Regions from separate parts of the Homo sapiens genome. Here regions 1 and 3 are each linked to region 2. The links are chromatin loops, found by intact Hi-C in ENCODE. Cell type or tissue: mammary epithelial cell. All regions are shown on one strand.

Region 1 (2,500 bases), 330 kb before region 2:
AAAGGGGATCTTGTAGCTACTCTCATCTTAAAGCCAGTGAGTACATTAAGCAGTTCAAATTCATCTGCTTAGATTCAAACAGGGCTACCTGTGATGAAGAGCAGGAATGGAGTGTGTACCTCTTCCCATTAACATCGGGGAGGCCATGGATGTGGCGCTGCGGCTCTGACATCCACTGAGTATCTGCAGAACCTTCCACCAGCCTGCAGTCAACGACATGATTGCCCTCAAGCAAATCAGACCTCCCAGCAAATCTGATCTCCTGGGGCTCAGGACCTTCTTTTCCTCCTTTTTTGGTCCTTGGAGGCAGCAAGCAAAACTTCAGGCATTTTAAAAAAAAATCGTTCTTTTGGCTGAGTTCTGTGTCAAAGCTTTCAGCCAGGGGAAAAAAAAAATGTGTTAGCTTCTGGCCATGGTAAAGATGCTCCCCAGACAGATTTAATCAGGTAGAGAATAATCAGCCTCCACATTAAACTCAAGCATTACTCCAGAGGCCGCTCTCTAAAGCTGGACTCTCTGAGCAAGGTGAGCAGTGAGCAACGCCTCCAGATAGGATTTAATAGAGCAACAGAACAAAGGTGACCAGCCAGCATGTGCTGGGGGTGCTGCTGTGGGAAAATGTTTGGTGGCATAAGTAACAGAATAGCCCACAAAAAAAACCAAGGTGCCAGCAAAGGTTTTTAAAACCTTATGCTTTAATTTAGTTTCCTAATCTCTCCTTTTTACCCTATTACAAATCCAGCAAAAGTACAGTACTCATATTCAGAAAGTTCTTTATTCATAAAATTTAGTTCATGTCTAGATTTATTCATAATCTTAAATTTAGTTCATGTCTAGATCTTTGTTAGGAAATATTTATACATACTGAAGAATATAGGTACAGTATATATGAACCCCGTGAACCCACTGCCCAACTTAAGAGCTAGATCGTTACCAACTGGGTGGGATCTGCACTGTGCTGCTCCCCTATTGTAAGCACCCCTCTCTTTGAGGTTCAAATCATGACATTAAAAATGTTAACAGTTTGTACTGGTCTCATTTCTATGCCTTCCAAAAGGAATACATACAGTTGTAAGGATATCATCTAAGAACATATGTGGAAGTTTATTTTTTTCTTTAAACACTGTATGTGTTTAAGGAAAATGGCTTTGGAGACATAATCTTCACTTTAATATAGTGACAAGGTTTACTGCTCTGAAGTTCCACTAGATGGAGACATTTCATCATTAAAAATAACAATACCCAGCTCCTCCCCCTCCACCCTCTCCCGCCCAGCCTGGGAAATGCTCCAAAATGGCGAGGAAAAAATTAAGTGCTTGTAGCAGAGGCTTATTGTTTTTTAATGCAAGATAACCTTCATCAAGTTAGTTCTAATTGAATTAAATTAAGAAAAAAATGGCTAGCATCAATTTTAGGGTATCTGAGACTGTCAATAGGGGCGGGAAGCCAATACATTTTGCTGCAGGTTGGGACAAGCCCAGCCTTATTCAGGTGATCTGGCATTAATGAAGTCATTTCCAATTCAAATCTAGCATTAACTATCTCATTTTGGTCTAGGTACCTAAATAGTGTAGCACAGATCAGAATGCAATTATCAGCTCATTCTGAAGTCATGAATCAGGAATTCATGATTTTCTCACTTGACCCTATTAATCTCACAAGGGTTTTCAGCTACTCATGAGAAAGATAAAATCCTTGATTTCTCTTTTTCTAGGCTTTCTAGGGTCATCTTCTTCATCAAAGGAGACATAAAGTGACAAAGATTCAATGTTTATTATGTAGTAAACCTCACATGTTGAGCCTAGAGAGGCTGGTACAGACTCAAAATATTCATTGAGAGCCGTTGAGCGAGTGAATTAAGTCATCTTTTTGATACACTAGAAGCACCAATTCACCTATAAATAGATATACTCTATATTCATGTTGATTTAGGAAAATAGGATCTCTACTATGTTATCTTTTATTTCTTGAGTTACTGTGGGTAATTAGCATTGTTAAAGCTGTATTTCTTTAAACGGTTCTTATAGTTCAGATTTTTCAGTTTGCACTTGGTGAGATATTCTTTGTTATCTTGCTCTAATTCAAATATATGATTTAAAGCCTGGCGCTGGTTTAGAATGGCTTTTAAGGTTTTATAACAGCTGTCTCTGTTCCTCTGATTTAAAGACTTGCTAAAAGATTCTGTGCCCCCACCACACCCCACACCAAGAAAAGTGTCTACCCCCAAACCCCAAAGTTGCTCGTAGGCTTGTGGGCCCCGGAGCTGGGAGCCCTAGAGCCTTGGAGCCAGGGAGTAGTTATTTGCCAACAGAAGTCAGCCTTGATCTGCTCAGTAGTGTAGCATTTTATGTCGGTAACAATTTTATCAAATGCTTGGGTGGGGCTCTAAACCAGGATTTCTTTTTATCACAATAGGAAAAAAAAAACAACAAACCTACCCTCAGCTGTGACCAATACTCCACTCTGTGTAAAACATGTATTACATTTTAAAGAGTCACTG
Region 2 (2,500 bases):
GCTCACAGCTGGTAGGAGAGGAGGCTCCTCTTTAGTAGGCCCAGTGTGTTGTTTGCCTCTTTCCTAATCTGTTCATTCCACTTAATTGTATCCCGATAACGACACAATTTGAGCAAATATTAATTTGAGCAAATATTACTAAAACTGATGATACACAGATACATGAAGAAAGATATTTCCAATGGAAAGAAAAAGCAAAATGCTTGGGAAAGATTCAACAGGAAAAGCTGCTTTAAATGTGTTGTTGAATTATATTTGATGGTTATGAGTACAGAATCTAAGATTCTTTAGTCAAGATGTTTTACACTGTCTCTAAATTCTCATTTCACAAAGGAAACTCAAATGAGACAACATGGAGGATGCATTATATGTGTGGCTCATAAAGAGAGGGAACAATACAGCACTCTAATCAGCACATCTATATTCAAAGAAAGGCATTGGCTAAATAAAAACACTGGTGAGTAAATAGACAACTCAGTTCCCTGCTAAAATAAAATGTTTGTATAGGCAGGACTCCTGCGAGAGCCCCTTTGACTGCCCGTTGAGCGCCCTCTGCTGGCCCGGAGGGAAGGGTGCCACGGAGGGGACGGCGTCAGGGCCCCACCCACGGTTTAGTTTCAGATCAGCGCTTTTCAGTTCCAAGATACAGATTCCGGTTCCAATGAATGCTGGTTGAAAATACGGCCGTGGTTTTAAATATCATGAAACTATTTTACGTCCGTAGTACTTTCATCTATTTTTATAAGAATGTTTTGTAACTGAGAAACCTAAAGAGATGATGAATTTCCCCCACCGCCCCCGACTATTTTGCCTTTCAGTGACGCGGTAATATTTTACGATAGGTGCCGATTCAAATCAGTGGCTTTCAGAAAGTACAGCTGCTATTCTTTGGTGCCGCTATTCAGAATGACAATGTGAAATAAAAATGATTCTGACTATGGGAAGGTCTGATCTTCCTATGAATGAAAACAATCATGTGGGCCACAGAGAGCTCTCTCTTTCCAGCTATCGAGGGACTTTTTGCAGAGAGAGAAAAGGATCCTAAAGCCATGTTCCCGATACTGCAGACTTGGCGAGATGGCGGCGGGCTCCTCCCACCTCTGCGGCAGCGTCACAATCAATAATGCAGGGCTCTGCGGCAGAGGAAGCGCCTGCTTTTATATAGGGGCGCCCGGACCCCAGAGCAGGGCTAGTCCCTTAACCCATTCCGCCATCTAGCGTCCGCAGGGGCTCATGGCAGGTTGGAGCCGGACAGTCTGGAAACTGCAATCTAGATTTTGCAGAAGGGTGACCTTTAGCCTTCTGCAAAACCTAGATCTCACTTAATGTAGATCTCACTGAAGAAGGCAAATAAAAAGTGAGTGGAGTGTTTATTCATTTTCCTGTAAGATTAGTAACTTTAAGGCTAAAAACTCTAAAGTAAGTATTTCCCAAGCCCCTGCTGTAAGTCAGTCATGTTGTGGGTACCAAGGCTATGAAGATGTCTCAGTCTCTATTTTCAGTGACCCAGTCTAGTAGGGACAAGCCATATGAACATATGCCCAGTTAAATTTGAATTTCAGGTTAACACGGAATTTGTGTGTGTGTGTGTCCCATATATGCTAAAGCAGTTAACTGGGCATCTATTATTATCATTATTTTTATAAGCAAAATCTTGCAACCGTGCATATAAACAGATGATTGCAGTATGGGCTTTACAAGGGCAGGGTGGCACGCTAATTGCTTGAGGAGCTTTGCTGTGGGTGCTGGTTAGGAAGCGTTCTCAGGGGAGAAGTCGCTTGTGCAAACTGCTTATCAGATAAAGCAGTGGGCAGGGTTGTCCTGGTAGAATCGCATAAGCAAAAGCAAGAGGCTGGGGGACTCGCAGTACAGCAGGTCTGTGCTACCTGAGCTGGCAGGTGAGGCAAGGATAGTGCAGGGGTGAGGTTGCTTCATCGTGGAAGGCCTTCTACTGTGCTTCCCAGGAGCTGGGTTCTATTCCAGGGGGAGTGAAAAAGGGTTTTGAGCGGGAGAGTGACATGATCTAATTTGTGTTTAAGAAAAAGAGATCAAATGGCAATGTTGAGGCTGGACTGGGGGAGGTAGGAAGCTTGGAGGCAGGGAGGCCTGAAGGAAATTGTCTAAGGTGAGTGAGCTCAGAAAAGTAGCAGAGCTTGAAGGTGAATGAGGGTCTTTTGACTCCAAGTCCAGGATGCCTGTCACTGTCCCCATCTAATTGAATTATGATTCACATGTGCAAGCATTTTACAAATCAGGAATGACACACCACATTATGCATACTTTTCCTTCTCTGAAAGATTAGCTTCACCCACATTTGGAAATACTGGAAATTTTTCTGTCCTCCTCTTCTCTTGCTTCTCCTTTGCATGTGGTCGGCCTCGGTGTCTGCCTCTGATTAACTCAGCCCTGTTTCCCACACAGAGCTCCCCCTGCAAACCAGACTAACAAGGCCAAGTGACAAAATGAATTATAAACCTCTGAGATATTTGGCCTTGTTTTC
Region 3 (2,500 bases), 470 kb before region 2:
CTAGCTACTTGAGAGGCTGAACCTAGGAGGCAGAGGTTGCAGTGAGCCAAGATCACACCACTGCACACCAGCCCAGGCAACAGTTCTAGACTCTGTCTCAAAAAAAAAAAAAAAATTATCTTATAGAATAAAGAAAGCTTCAAATAAAAACTCCTGTTAAACAATACTAAATAACTTTTAAAATTGATATTTAGTTACTAAGTATCCCTCTTTACCCATAGACATTTATATTCATAGATATTTCCCTTAATTTTTCACCACTCTCTAGAATTCACTAGAAAAGGCCTAGAAGAGGGCTCTGGAAAGGAAAAGAAGTTATCTCAGTGTTTGAGGAAAGCCAGTCCCCTGAGTAGCATCATGTGGTACTTTATTTATCATAGAGAAAAATTTACATGGCTTTAAGCTGTACTGTGTCAAGGGACTGCAGGGGGACAGGGGCAGTGTGTGTTTCCTGAGATTTCTGGAGCCAAGATCACAGTGGGCTTGCAGGGCTGGGTGAGGTCAGCCTCCCCTGGAACTGGATTAGACCAGCCCCAAACCTGGCCAGTATCACCCATCCAGAAGCATCACTGCGTCAAGGTATGAAAATGGCAGCTGTGCGCAATGGGGGATTCAGGCTGCAGGATTCTACTTCAAACCTCATAACCCAGTGCAGAACAAAAGGTCCTTGTTAAATAAGCAGGTGACCATGGTGAAGCCTGCAGCTTCCTGCATCATGGGAAACTCAGACAAAGTGGGCATGATTGGTGAGAAAGGACAAAGGTACAAAGTGCAGCAAGAGCCCGGCGTTTCCTTCAGGCCAGGGGCCGCTGCATATGTGGTCAGCATTAGCACTGATCTTGCTGTTCAGAGGTACTTGGGGTCACTCAAACAGCATACAGGAAAAAAATGCTGGAGACTTCAGATAGCTTAAAATCTAGAAAATTATTACCTAAATCTATAAGCATTCAATGCATAATCACATAAATCAAATAATATCATTTAAAACACCAACAGCTATTACACTTTTTCTTCTGCTGCTTTTCTCTCCATTGTACTCACTATAACTGTTCAGTTATCTATTTGGACAAAATACTTACTGCAGTTTGGAAGCCATTTACCAACAAAAAGTTCACGAATTTCACCACCTCCATAGCTGTGTCCATCGAATAAGTGATAAAGACTTTCCCTAAGAGAAAATTTTTACATTTATTAGAAACTGATCAAATTATTCTATTGTAAACAAACTTCTAAATTATATGCAATATCTTTTGTCCTTCTAGAATAATAAGAGGAAACCTTGGGCTTGGGGTGCTCTAAGAGCTTATGCCTACGTTGTATGCTGTCCTCAGGGCACAGCTCCTCAGGCCCAAAATGCCAGTGGGTCTGTCCAAGGGAGTGCAGACTGCTCAGCGTGAATGGAAATCAGAGCGACAGAGGAGAGCACTGGCAGGCTCAGACAAGCCTAAGGAAATCCACCACCCAGAATCCGCGAGCCCTTAAGATCAGGCATGACTAGTTTCTTAGAGACACTTGGCACTGTGCCCAAGGAATACTCTCCCAGCAGGCAAAGAAGCTAAAACTTGCTAAGGGACCACCCAGCAGTGTCTTCTTTTGATCTCCTGATGCTCTCTGCTGCCCTGAAATCTCGCTCTTCTGACAATAGCAAGTGGGAGGAGAGTGAGAAACTGGTTCCCCGCTCCCTTCTTCCCCGCAATCCACTCACTTTTGCAGAAAGGCCAGCAAGTTTGGAGTAGACCAAAGCACAGCTCAGATATGTTAGTAAAAAAACACTTCAGCAGCTTGAAGAAGAGACACTGCCTCTGGGCAGTCCAACATCACAGACTCCATCACTCATCCCTGGGTCAGCTTAGAGCAGCAGACAGTACAGTTTGGATAAGCTTTACCCAGTCAGGATGAACCAGTGTTTTCTCAGGCTAAAGTCTTGGGGAAATTGTCTGACTAGCATTTTAATGTGAAAGCTGAATAATTACTTTGTGTTGGCTTTTAGTCTGGAATGGACCACTTAAATCTCAGGAAGCCCTTGGGGCAGAAGATGGAGAAGAAAGGGGGGCTGGAGAGAAAATACGAGTCTGTATCTACACTGAGGTTTTTTGAAACACACCTCCCAAATGGAAGTGTGTATAATGGTCATATTAACTCACTTAAGCAGCCAGATATATAGATGGCACTCAATTTTCTTCTGAACACCTAACATTCACCCAATTGTTACGTATTTGAGGACTTCCTTTATAGATTATGGTAAGATATATATGATCTATAGATTGATATCAGGACTATAATGTATGTGGGGCAGCATCTGTTCTCCAGAAATGCTCAAAATTAAAATGATTAAGATCTTAAGAAAGTGTTCAGAAATAAAATGTTTTGAATGAAAACAGCAATGAATCATTGTCATAGAGAGCTTTCAGAGTTGTCAATGACTAAACAGCACAGATCCCCCAAAAGGAATTAGCAGATGCAAAAGGCTTTGTTTCAGGTTTGGTTCAAAGAGGTTCCC

What was found. Peaks named below come from ENCODE experiments on the same cell type or tissue, not always from the same donor. Only the 100,000 strongest peaks of a DNase experiment are listed, where the experiment ranks them.
Region 1: a loop joins it to region 2, with 9 times the contacts of the local background. A loop is called at or near these places in 94 of 110 quality-filtered maps.
Region 3: a loop joins it to region 2, with 6 times the contacts of the local background. A loop is called at or near these places in 3 of 110 quality-filtered maps.

The regions. Positions count from the first base shown.
Region 1 is chr6:111,708,859-111,711,358 of GRCh38, forward strand. All of the region lies in intron 5 of FYN (FYN proto-oncogene, Src family tyrosine kinase), which reads right to left. Among named protein-coding and RNA genes, the nearest start is that of TRAF3IP2, 100 kb to the left of the region's middle. RefSeq lists an enhancer at 1,372-1,501. In mammary epithelial cell, a CTCF peak has its summit at 1,202 (motif pointing right); a DNase peak (open chromatin) is centred at 1,403; H3K4me3 peaks cover 262 bases; H3K27ac peaks cover 438 bases.
Region 2 is chr6:112,042,636-112,045,135 of GRCh38, forward strand. No RefSeq gene overlaps it. Among named protein-coding and RNA genes, the nearest start is that of CCN6, 10 kb to the right of the region's middle. RefSeq lists a silencer at 1,130-1,229. In mammary epithelial cell, CTCF peaks have their summits at 558 (motif pointing left) and 1,226 (motif pointing left); DNase peaks (open chromatin) are centred at 576, 1,116 and 2,356; H3K4me3 peaks cover 768 bases; H3K27ac peaks cover 1,154 bases.
Region 3 is chr6:111,571,816-111,574,315 of GRCh38, forward strand. It overlaps TRAF3IP2 (TRAF3 interacting protein 2), which reads right to left. Exons shown (of 9, transcript NM_147686.4): 5 at 1,080-1,168. It also overlaps TRAF3IP2-AS1. Among named protein-coding and RNA genes, the nearest start is that of TRAF3IP2, 33 kb to the right of the region's middle. In mammary epithelial cell, no CTCF peak of the experiment used is centred here; a DNase peak (open chromatin) is centred at 1,486; H3K27ac peaks cover 1,718 bases.